2 separate regions of the Mus musculus genome follow, and region 2 is linked to region 1. Evidence: chromatin contacts called from ENCODE Hi-C or POLR2A ChIA-PET data. All regions are on one chromosome and are shown on one strand. The core of a region is the stretch at or near the end of the contact, and the rest is flanking DNA. Distances in the headings are between cores, read along the strand shown. Region 1 holds the start of Msh3 (mutS homolog 3). Region 2 holds the start of Serinc5 (serine incorporator 5).

What was found. A loop is a pair of places that touch in the nucleus more often than their neighbours do. ChIA-PET counts read pairs that join two places held with the same protein, here RNA polymerase II (POLR2A).
Region 2: a loop to region 1 is called in a map of T-helper 17 cell, with 4 times the contacts of the local background. The contact joins the promoter of Serinc5 here to the promoter of Msh3 in region 1. A Hi-C loop is called at or near these places in 2 of 37 maps with a recorded cell type or tissue (T-helper 1 cell and T-helper 17 cell). POLR2A ChIA-PET finds 5 or more read pairs at or near these places in 4 of 5 experiments (Patski and embryonic stem cell).

Annotation. Positions count from the first base shown.
Region 1 is chr13:92,352,278-92,357,662 of GRCm38, forward strand. Msh3 (mutS homolog 3) reads right to left here and starts at 2,726. Exons shown (of 24, transcript NM_010829.2): 1 at 2,486-2,726; 2 at 948-1,065. The coding sequence starts at 2,623. It overlaps Dhfr (dihydrofolate reductase), which reads left to right and starts at 2,506. Exons shown (of 6, transcript NM_010049.3): 1 at 2,506-3,067; 2 at 3,373-3,422. The coding sequence starts at 2,982. It also overlaps the pseudogene Gm19308.
Region 2 is chr13:92,607,412-92,612,612 of GRCm38, forward strand. It overlaps Serinc5 (serine incorporator 5), which reads left to right and starts at 3,727. Exons shown (of 12, transcript NM_172588.2): 1 at 3,727-3,876. The coding sequence starts at 3,850.

The DNA of each region.
Region 1 (5,385 bases), core at 1,476-3,975:
AAGCTGACTGGATGCAGAAATAAAAGGGATGAAAAAGTCAAAATGGTAGATGCAGGAGACAAGATGGTCATGAGCAGGGTTAGAGGTATAGGTCATGAAGAGGCTCTGTTCACCAGTACAGCTCTTGAAGTCAAACATGAAAGAGTTAAGATAGATAATAAGAAGGCTCGCTGGGGCAGGGAAAGGTGGCGCACACCTTTACTCCCAGCACTTAAGAGGCAAAGGCAGGTGGATTTCTGAGTTCGAGGCCAGCCTGGTCTACAGAATAGCCAGGGCTATATAGAGAAACCCTGTCTCCAACAACAACAGCAGCAAAGGCTCATTGGGGACTGGAAGAGAGCTTCCTAGGTAAGAGTGCTTACCAACAAGTCTTAGAAGCTGAGTTCAAAGCCAGAACTCACACAACGTAAGGAGAGAAATAACTCATGCAAATTGTCCTCTGACCTCTTTTACCTATGTACTATGACACACACAAATAAATGTGATAAATAGATCATTAGCAAATGTTTCATCTTTATAACCAAGATTTAAAACATAACATGGCAGGAGAGATTGTCCAGTGGTTAGTGCACATACCACCCTTCCATCAGAGAACCTGAATTGCCAGCAACCACATCAGATGGCTGATAACCACCTGTGACTCCAGCTCTCAGAGGATTACATGCCTCGTGCCTATGCAGGCATCTACACTCACAACACACACACACACACACACTCGCAAAACACACATACACACTTTTTAAAAAATACAGCAATAGTGAACAAAAGAGAAAGTTGGAAGAACTACTAAGAGAACTGAGCTCCTCTGTGGGCCTAGCCTCTCAACCAGCAGCTGAGGAGCAGCAGGGCTCCTTCCCTACACAGGAAAACAAAGCTCAGCACTCCCATGATCCCCTCTGCCTTCTGGGGAAGCCAGCAGCTGAGAATACTTAGTCTCTGGCACTCACCAGGGTGGTGAGCTGCTACTGAGATGTTTTCTTCCTCCTTCTCTGGAACTTTCCTTGCTTTTTTCTTAGTGGGCCCACCATTTCCCAGTGACCTCTTCCTGCTGTCACCTTCTGTCACCTGTATCGGGAAGGTTGGAAATGGTGTATTAACACTATTCTAAAGCTTGAAGTCTCTGGAGTTATTTAACCTTGCTGCAGAATGATAGTAAGTTCCTGCCTGCCACTCTACTTTTTACTCTGAAAAGGCTGTTGGGGGTGACTGTTTTTGCCATCAGAGACAGAAACTGGCAGGAACAGTCTCTCATTACCTCACATTCTACTAAAATTATGTGGAATTCTCTACTTTCCTACTCATATGTTAAATAAAATACTTCTACAAGATCAATTTTAAAAAATCTATTTTCAAAATGCAAAATTATAGAAGGAAGAGGAGTAATAAACGACCAATGTATTTCCTGTTTCAAAGCTTCCATTCACTATTAAAAGATGTCCTGAGACTATCTGTTGGCAGATAATCTATGAAAAACTTAAAACTTTTGCCTAATATCCTCTCAGTGGTGAGTGCAAAATGAATCTTAGTGAATGTACAGAAATAAAAAAAAAGCCTTAAAAAGAGAGAGTAGAGCATTAGTCAGTATTGGAAAGAAATATAAATGAAATGGGTTAAGATTCTTAAACTGATTTGCAACTGCAGTAAAATACAGGAGATGCCCGTTACAATCACCTTCTACATCTTCAGTCTGGGAAATGACCGAGGCCTTAACTCACCCTGAACAAGTGTGACACATTGCCAGCTAGTGTGGGAAACATCCTTGGGCCTGTGTTTGTGGCAGTATCACGATGGGGTTTTGGTTTTGTTTCTCTTTGCTTTGCTTTGAACTATCTGATGGGCTGCAAGCAACAGGAAGTAGCCAACTATAAGCATGTACAGAAACTTCATCCATCTAAATGCTTACACTGGAAATCTGTACAGTAAAACGATATTCTGGCACGGGGATCAGAAAGACAGAGCACATGGTTTTGAATTCTGAGAAACTAGCCTTAATGACAGCTTTCTTCTAGTCAGCCAAGCAAGCATATGTAAATAAAGCTCCTCTTCAACCATCAATACAGTAGGGAAAATGTAAAGGAAAGAATGAAGAACAGAGGTTAAAAAACGCATCCTGGGCCGGCCGGCCAGTCCTCGCCATTCACCACGATAGAAGTTTCTGGCTCGGGTTCCGGCTACCGACTGGAAGCACCAAGACCTCAAATCTATTACCGCTGGTCGGGTAAAAAAGTCAACTAAAACAAGGACCAGAAGAAGCCGCCACCTTAAGCCTTCCCTGGCCCCGCCCCTTAGCCCTACCCACCATTAATAAGCTCTCCATAAGGCCTCCGCTTCCGGCCACGACGGCTACGCACCCGCCCCACCCTGACCCCGCCCCTAGCGGTCCGGCCCCACCCCGCCCTCTAGCTCCGCCCCGTCCCAGACAGAACCCGCCCGGGACGGCCTTCGCCTAGGTGGACGCTAGGGGCGCCGCGGAGCCGTACTTTACCTTCTCTGCTGGCTCCGTGGAGGACGCGCTGGATCTTAGGCTTCCCGCAGACCTGAAGAACCGGCTTAGAACCGTTTGCCTCCCCGGGCCTGGGCCGGCGGCAGTAGAGCCTCCCGACGCGGATTTCCCGCGGGGCATTGCAGTGTGCAGAAGAGCCGGCCTGCTAGGAGCGCGAGCGCGCGGCCGCACTTTCTCGCGCCTGCGCGCGCGCACGCCTCAACCTGTGCGGGACCGGCCTTGGGGGCGGAGCCTTAGCTACACAAATAGAATGCGCGGCGGGCCTTGGTGGGGGCGGGGCCTTAGCTGCACAAATAGGATGCGCGGCGGGCCTTGGTAGGGGCGGAGCCTTAGCTGCACAAATAGGATGCGCGGCGGGCCTTGGTGGGGGCGGGGCCTAAGCTGCGCAAGTGGTACACAGCTCAGGGCTGCGATTTCGCGCCAAACTTGACGGCAATCCTAGCGTGAAGGCTGGTAGGATTTTATCCCCGCTGCCATCATGGTTCGACCATTGAACTGCATCGTCGCCGTGTCCCAAAATATGGGGATTGGCAAGAACGGAGACCTACCCTGGCCTCCGCTCAGGTATTGGCCGGGCTGGGCTCGGGAAACTGAGGCGGTTCACTGAGTAGGGTCATGCACTTGGCTTGGACGCGCGGGACGGGCGTGAGCGGTAGGCCTACCGGCCTCAGCCAGAGACCAAGCTACCGGTTCCCGCGGTGATCCCCCTGCTGTGCCAGCCTTTGCTCACAGGCTCCCTGGCCGGGAGCAAAGTCCTGTCCTTGAGCGGGCAGCAACACCACCCCCCACACCCACACCGGACTTGCACCTTTCGTCGCTGAATGGAGCCTGAGCATACATGACGGGTTAACTGTTTCTCTAACTTTCAGGAACGAGTTCAAGTACTTCCAAAGAATGACCACAACCTCTTCAGTGGAAGGTAATGTAGAGTAATTAAGTCATGAGAATTATGTTTGCTTGAAGCAAGATTTACATGGTAGAGGTATGAGTAGAAAGTCTCCCCTGGGAATCTGGGATCTCTGTTTCTTGCTAGAAATTTTTGTGCGATTCCCAGATTTTATTAAACATCCTCTTAGAATACTCTATGTTTGAAATTTTGTTAGCAAGTGCATATAGCTCGAATATAACTGGGCAGAATCGGCAGCAAAATTTAGCACTTTGAATAGAGACCTGAGCCGGTATTTAGAATTGTTACTGAAAGACAGAAGACTTGAGTAAATGGAGAAAAATGCAGGGGAGAAGAGGCTAAAAATAATTTAAATCTGTTGGCTTTAGGAAGACACGGTGGGATGAAGGCTGTGGTCTTCAGTGAGGCAGTCTGGGTGACTGACTTTAAAAGAATGGGGAGTGGTGTGCAATAATTATAAGGCAGTTTCCCATTACTTGTGATTGTAAGGACATTCGCTGTAATTCTTCCTAACAGACATGTTTGCTTATTGCTTATCATTGTAGGAGAGGAGGGCAGAGCTGATGGGAAAAAGAAGTCAGCAGTGTAGATGTTGAACATTAGTAGAGAACATAGTAGGTCACTGTGTAGACAGGTTGACAAATGCCATCTTGGGGGCGTGGCACAAAACATGCACACAAGCCACCTATTCATGTTCTCTACTGAGTAGCCTGGCGTTGGGATTAATGAGTCTGATGGCCAGCTGTGCTGCTCTTTCTACGATGACTCCTCAGTTCTTAGAGGGCACACTGTGAGCAATCTCAGCACAGCAAGATTTGTTACACATCAGCTGCACCTCCAGCTCCTTGCCATTGTGGACCAGAAAGTTCTAGAGCCGCTAGGCAGCATGTGCTTGGCTTTCTTGTTGTTCCTGTAACCAATGTTGGTCATCAGGATCTGGCCCTTGAATCTTCTCTGTACCCCGCTGTCAGTGCCTCTGGGTTTCCAGTTTCCCTTAATTTTCACGTATCAGTCTGACTGGTGTCTGATGAACTTCTTGGTCCTCTTTTTGATGATCTTGGGCTTCACCAGAGGCCGGCGAACAGCCATGATGCAGCAAAACAGATGGCAGCCACCTTGTAGGCAGTGCCAAAGAAGAGCTGCAGATGCCATCTTAACACAGTCTACTCTGAGTTCAAATCCTACTACCCGAATAAAAAGCTGGACACAGTGGCACATTTGTAATACCAGCATTAGGGAGGCACAGACAGAAAGATCTCTGGGGCTTGCTCTGTAGCCAATTTGTGGGCTCCAGGTTCAGTGAGAAAACTTGTCTCAAGAAGATAGATAAAGACACCCAGTCACACTGCCTGGCCTGTGCATATGGGTTACACAAAAATATAAAAGCTTTATATTTTTACCCAGTTTATGTTGGTTGTATCCATTTACCTTCTCACTCCCCCTGAGTCCCCTTCTCCTTCCCTAAGTCATGTTCTACTTGTTATTAATAACCCTGTGTGTGGCCATTGACTAGGATGTGAGCAATCTACAATCAGTCCAGACCAGAAGATGGGCTCTCCATCTCCCAGCAGCCATCAACACCAATACCTACTGGAGGGGCCTCAGGAACCCTCCTCCATACTTGAATTTTGCCTGGCTTGATCTTGTGCAGGAGCCAGATGAGAACTGATGCATACATATGTGAGCCCTGTCGTGGCCGAAAGTCAGCCTTTCACAGCTCTCTTCCCCTTCTACCAACTCTTACATGTTTTCTGCCCCTGTCTTCTGCAAAGGTCCCTGACCTCTGAATATAGATAGGTAGAGATGATCTTAAATATACATAGAGATAGGTATTATTTCTCTGGGATAGATGAATCAGAGACAAGTAGTTTAAGATGGTGAACACATTCAATCTCAAGAATTCCAGGATTAGAACCTGTTCTCCACTTTAGACACTAATAAAGCATGTAAGGATATCAAGTGAATTACAAAATCC
Region 2 (5,201 bases), core at 2,477-4,976, 260 kb after region 1:
TATCAAGGGTGCTTCTAACAAGACAAGTCCTCAGAGTGGGGACGGGAAGATACCTCCAAATCTGGCCACAGTTATAGTTATTTAAGATCTTTTATCAAAGTTTGAGGAAGAGTGCACACAGATTTTCTTTCCTTTTTCTTGATGACAATCCTGTGTAGAGTTTCTTTGTATAAGCAGCAAACAAAAAGCCAGAGGCAGTCCACAGATCAGGCCAGTCCTTTAGCACGGGGGTCTATATTAAGGAGACTGCAGGAGTTGGGTACGGTGGGGAGTTTGAGCTAAAGGCAGAGCTAGGCTGGATGTGGAACCAAACTTGCTATCCACCTTGGCTAGAGAACTGGCCTTGAACTTTGGCTGTCTGAGCTTTGACGTGATTGACAGAAGCAAGTCCCCTTGAATATGCAGCAGAGGCTGGGGGTTGATCTCCTTGAGCTTCATGAAAGCCTTAATAACTTCAGCAGCCACGAAGCTGGCTTTGGTATTGCTGGACCCAGGGCTTCCGGTAGGCTAGGCAAGTGCTGTATCACTCTCAGATGCTATAGGTTCTTATGCTGTGTTAAACATGCACTCCAAACCATTACATGATTCTTCTCTGTTGATGGGGTTTCTTTTTATATTTCTGGGAATGGAACTTGGAACTTAGAGCCTGTTAACGCTGATGTGAAACAGCTCTGATTCTCAAGGGAACAAGAGCTAGTTTATTCTGAGCCAAATACAAATACCCATGGCCTGGGACATAGTTTCAGGTTGGCTTGAATGACATTCTACTGCAGATGAGGGCACTTGAACTTTGATAGTCTCAGAACAAAAGAAACTCGTAACAATGTATTTACCAGCCACTTTGGTGAGGCTATTATCTGAGAGGGATACAGTAGTAGTGGGGAAGTAGCTACAGGTTTCAGATGTGTTCAAAACACTTACACTTATGGTTAGAAGCTAGTGCTCTGACAAGCAATACATTACAAAAGCTTTACTTAATAGTATGATACTGGAGGTGGGCAGAAAGTGGTTAGTAAGAGGACGAAAGTCAGCCTGAGGGAAGATGAAATATTGTAACTTGTGAGTTTAAGAGCCCACGGCCTGGCCTGGGACTGAGAACAAAGCAGAACAGACCCCAGGCATGCCAGGGCAGGGCTGTTGTTAAGGCATTCCTAAGAACATCTTGGCTGTAAAGATGAAAAGGTATTCAAGGACAAATAGGGCTACATTATCTGGGTTGACACCATCTGGCCGGAACCTCCCCTCAATCCGAGGACAAGCAGGGCTATCTTGTCTGAGTCAACACCACCTGGCCATAACCTCCCCTCTGTCTATTACCCCTTGGTGCCAGGTAAAGCCATACATCAACTGGTTGTTATGTGAACAAAGATAAGCTCCCAGCCCACAGGAACAAAGCCCTGATGCCCCTTCTTGCTGACCTGTAATCTTTCTGTTATTGTTTGAATGAACCAATCCCGTACCTTTGTCAAAATTCCTCATACTCCTAACCCTTTGCTTCTTTAAAAACCCCTAGCTTCCGAGCCCCAGGATCGACTCCCCTGCCTCCTGTGTGAGGTACGTGTCGGCCCAGAGCTCTGCCAATAAAACCTCGTGCGTGTTACAACAAGAGAGGATTCTTGTGTTCGTGGGTGCTTCCTGTCCCTGGACTAGAGTGGGGGTCCCCATATTTGGGGTCCAACAAGCCAAAGATAACTTTGATTTTTCAATCTACAATATTCCATCTTTGCAAAATCATGAAGGTCCATCTAGTCTGCCAGACTTCAACACTACTGTGCTAAGAAAGAGGCACCACATAGCATCTTCAGAAAACTTGAGTGCACACCAGGCAAGCATCCTACCTCAAGCACAAACAGTAAAGCTGGCTGTACGTGACATGCCACATGTTTGCACCACAGTCCGCACAACTCTTGAAGGGGCTGAGGCCAGAAGACAAAAATCACAAATCACTTTTTTTTTTCATTTCATTTAAACACCCGCATGAATACAAGTGATGGTTAAGCCAGAGCTTCAAAGAGGCCATGTTATCCAGCCTGTTCTTAGGGAAGCTAAGAATTTGCAACTTCCTGACTCTGGAAGTTAAGGCTTTTGCTAACTTTTTTTTTTTGGGGGGGGGTATCTTAGTGTACATTTGACATGTCCACAAACTATTTATTATTTTTGGCATGTTGGGGAAGGAACTCATGCATGCTGGGAAGTTCTGTACAAAGGAGTTCCACGCCCTATCTCTCCAGGTCTTTAAGAGGCATGCTCTCTCTAGGATAGTGACATCAGTACTCAGAAACCCTCAAGCTAGTGCTTGCATAGGGCTGGCAAACAAACAAAAGCAAAACAGGAGTCCACTACGAGGTCTCTGATCCTAATCCAGTGACACTGGGACACTGGGTGAGGGGTCTCCTAAAAGAGTGGGTAAGTTCCAGCTCAAAGGTTTGGACAGTTTACCCCCCTCCCCCACCTCTTGGTCGGTTCCCACAAAGACAAACTCTTGGTGTCAGACCGGTTTCCCCAGGGGCTGAAGTTCTAAGTCTAGTGACCGCCCTGCAGCAAACAATGGAGCTCGCTGTGAAGCCCTGCGGAGGTCCTGGCTCTGAGTTACAGGCTGCCACCCAGCAGGTTGCTCCTCCCACACCTTCTTATTTTTAGTTACAGCCACTGTCTTCATAACTTTTCTTAACCGCCAAGTAGGGCTCGGTTGTGTGTGTTACTCTAAACTCCTGGATCTAAGACGCCAGAAGATTCAGCGTTGGTAATAACTAAAGCACGGATTATCAAAAACAGTTTTTTTTAGTTTCTATCTCCTAAAGTTCCCAAGACACTATAGGCAAAGGCTCTGTCCAGGGAAGGTCAAGTCCTGGGTTTTGTGCCTGAGGATCAGACGCTAGGCTAGGATTGTCAGCTAGGCGTTTTCACTTCCCAAGGCTTTAGGCAAGCTATTCAAGTTACTTATCCGCTGTCACTTTCCTCACACGGGTACAGCAATGTTTATCTGAAATACTCTTCCAACCAAAAAGGCATTGGTGTAAAAATCATACTAACAGAAATGGTTTTACATTTGAAGTAACCGTGAGAAGAGATTCAGGTAGAGAGCAAAACTTGGCACTCCCTTGGCATCCAACAAGCAAATGTTGGAATCCTCCTTTCAACGTGGGTCAGCTGAGAGGCAACTAGGACCCCAACCTAGGTTCCCAGATCGACTCTCGGTCAGAGTTCCGCGGGAACAGCAGGTGGAACAGCTAGGCGCCTGGGGAGACCTGGCATCTGAGGGGGTGCGGGAACAGAGGGGTTTCCCGAACGTGGATCTGGTAGATGCCTGAGGAGTAAGGCGATCGCAGTCCCATACCAGTGGCGCCCTCGTGGAGGGACCAGCGCAGGGCATTCGGGAGGGAGTCTTCCTCTAGGGCTACGGTTTTAACTACCAAAGGCAAGCGGATCTAGTTTACTGGATCCGGGGCGGAGGAGCGCCGCGAAACCCGGCGGGTCAGTAAAACCCGAGAGCTTGTAAAGACTGCATTCCCTTGGTCTAACTCCGGCGGAAGTGCCAGAGAGGAAGAAGCCCACTGTGCTGCCCGGAAAGGGGCGGGGCCATAGCCATCCGCCGGGCCGCTCAAGGGGCGGGGCCTAGGATATGGGGCGGAACCTACACTCGGGGCGGTCTTAGGGCGGAGCCTGTGGGGCGGGGCTTGGCGGCGGTTGTTTTCGGGCCAGGGTACGGGGCTCTCAGCTGGGCTGCTGGGCTCGGGGATAGGAAGCAAGACGAGCTTCTTCAGTCGCGCGCTCGCGGACCAAGCCGAGAGGGCCCGAGTGACGGGCCCAGCGGGCAGCGTCCCCGAGGCGAGGTCGTCGGCCGCGGTGATGTCTGCCCGGTGCTGTGCTGGCCAGGTGAGCGAGGCGGGCTGCCGCGCGGGTTATCAGAATCGCGGACACCGACGCGAGCCAAGCTCGAGTTCTGGAAACCCTGTGGGCGGGAAGGGACGCGGGGAAGCCCGAGAGGCAACCCCAGCGACCTCGGTGTTCGGCCTCCGGGATTCCGGGCTGGCAGGGCGAGCGGGTCTGGAGCTGAGGATCCCATCGGTTCCCAGGACGTGTCACCTCCGGTCGAAGCCTCGAGTAGTGGCTCTGAGTTCCGTAGCTCTCCTGCCACTGCACTGCCTGTGGGATAAATCCAGGAAAAACGTGGGGTTGGACAAGATCTCTGTTTCTGTACTCCGAGCACAACTGGTCAGTCCGAGCAGGGCGGCCGCGTTTGGCATCTCCAGGTCTAGAACATGGGGCTCTGTATTCACGAGAACGTCTGGATATCCGATTTGCAAACTCCCGGACACAAGTCTAGGCACAGGGAAGGCTCAGCCCTGCTTTATGGGTTTACCGACCGGACCCTACCCAACCCTGACTGGGCACGAGCCTTCGCTCCCTTCTTTGCAACTCATCTTGCTGGAACCTGTTTTGTAATCTTGCCAGTTAAATTCACGATATCCAAGCCATAGGAGGCTCCTAACTGGAGAGAATTATTAGGTTTTAGCCCTTTAATGCTAATTTCCCTTTTTTTTCCTGCAGGGTTAGAAAAACAACAGCGAACTAGGTAAAGCCATCTGGATGTCTTTCTCCCATGTTGTCTTTTTGTTAGGTTTTAAGGGGTTATAAAAAACAAAAACAAAACCTCGAATCTGATCGCGGTGGGTGGGCATTCAGGTGCAGGACTGGTCTTGTTTACTTTGAACGTCAGGACAATGGGAGCCAGCTGTACGTGCTGTAGGGGGTTAAGCTGTGTCTCTGGACCCATCAGGTTTAGTGGCCTATAGTAGTCCTGTCCTCTTAGAGGTGGCCCTGTATGTCAAGCTGGCATTTTTCAGAAATGAGGAAAGTGGGGCTTTTTGGTTTGAGTAAAATGATGCCCGTCCCCTCAATGTCTGGAAAGGAAGGACGAAGGAATATGACCCATTCAGGCTTTTTAGACCAAGAGGGGCAGAAAAGATTGTTTTCAGAAAATTGCAAATATTCATTCTCTCTCTCTCTCTCTCTCTCTCTCTCTCTCTCTCTCTCTTTGCTGGTGCTGTAAGTTCTAGGCAAGTGCTCTTTGAGCAGCACCTCCAAGTCCATTTTTCTGGTTGTTTTGTGATACTCTTCAATTTGATGCAACCCTTTTCATTGTATAGTAAGTAATTGCATGTATTTGGGGCCATCAGCCCTTCTCTCTTGGAAGCCCC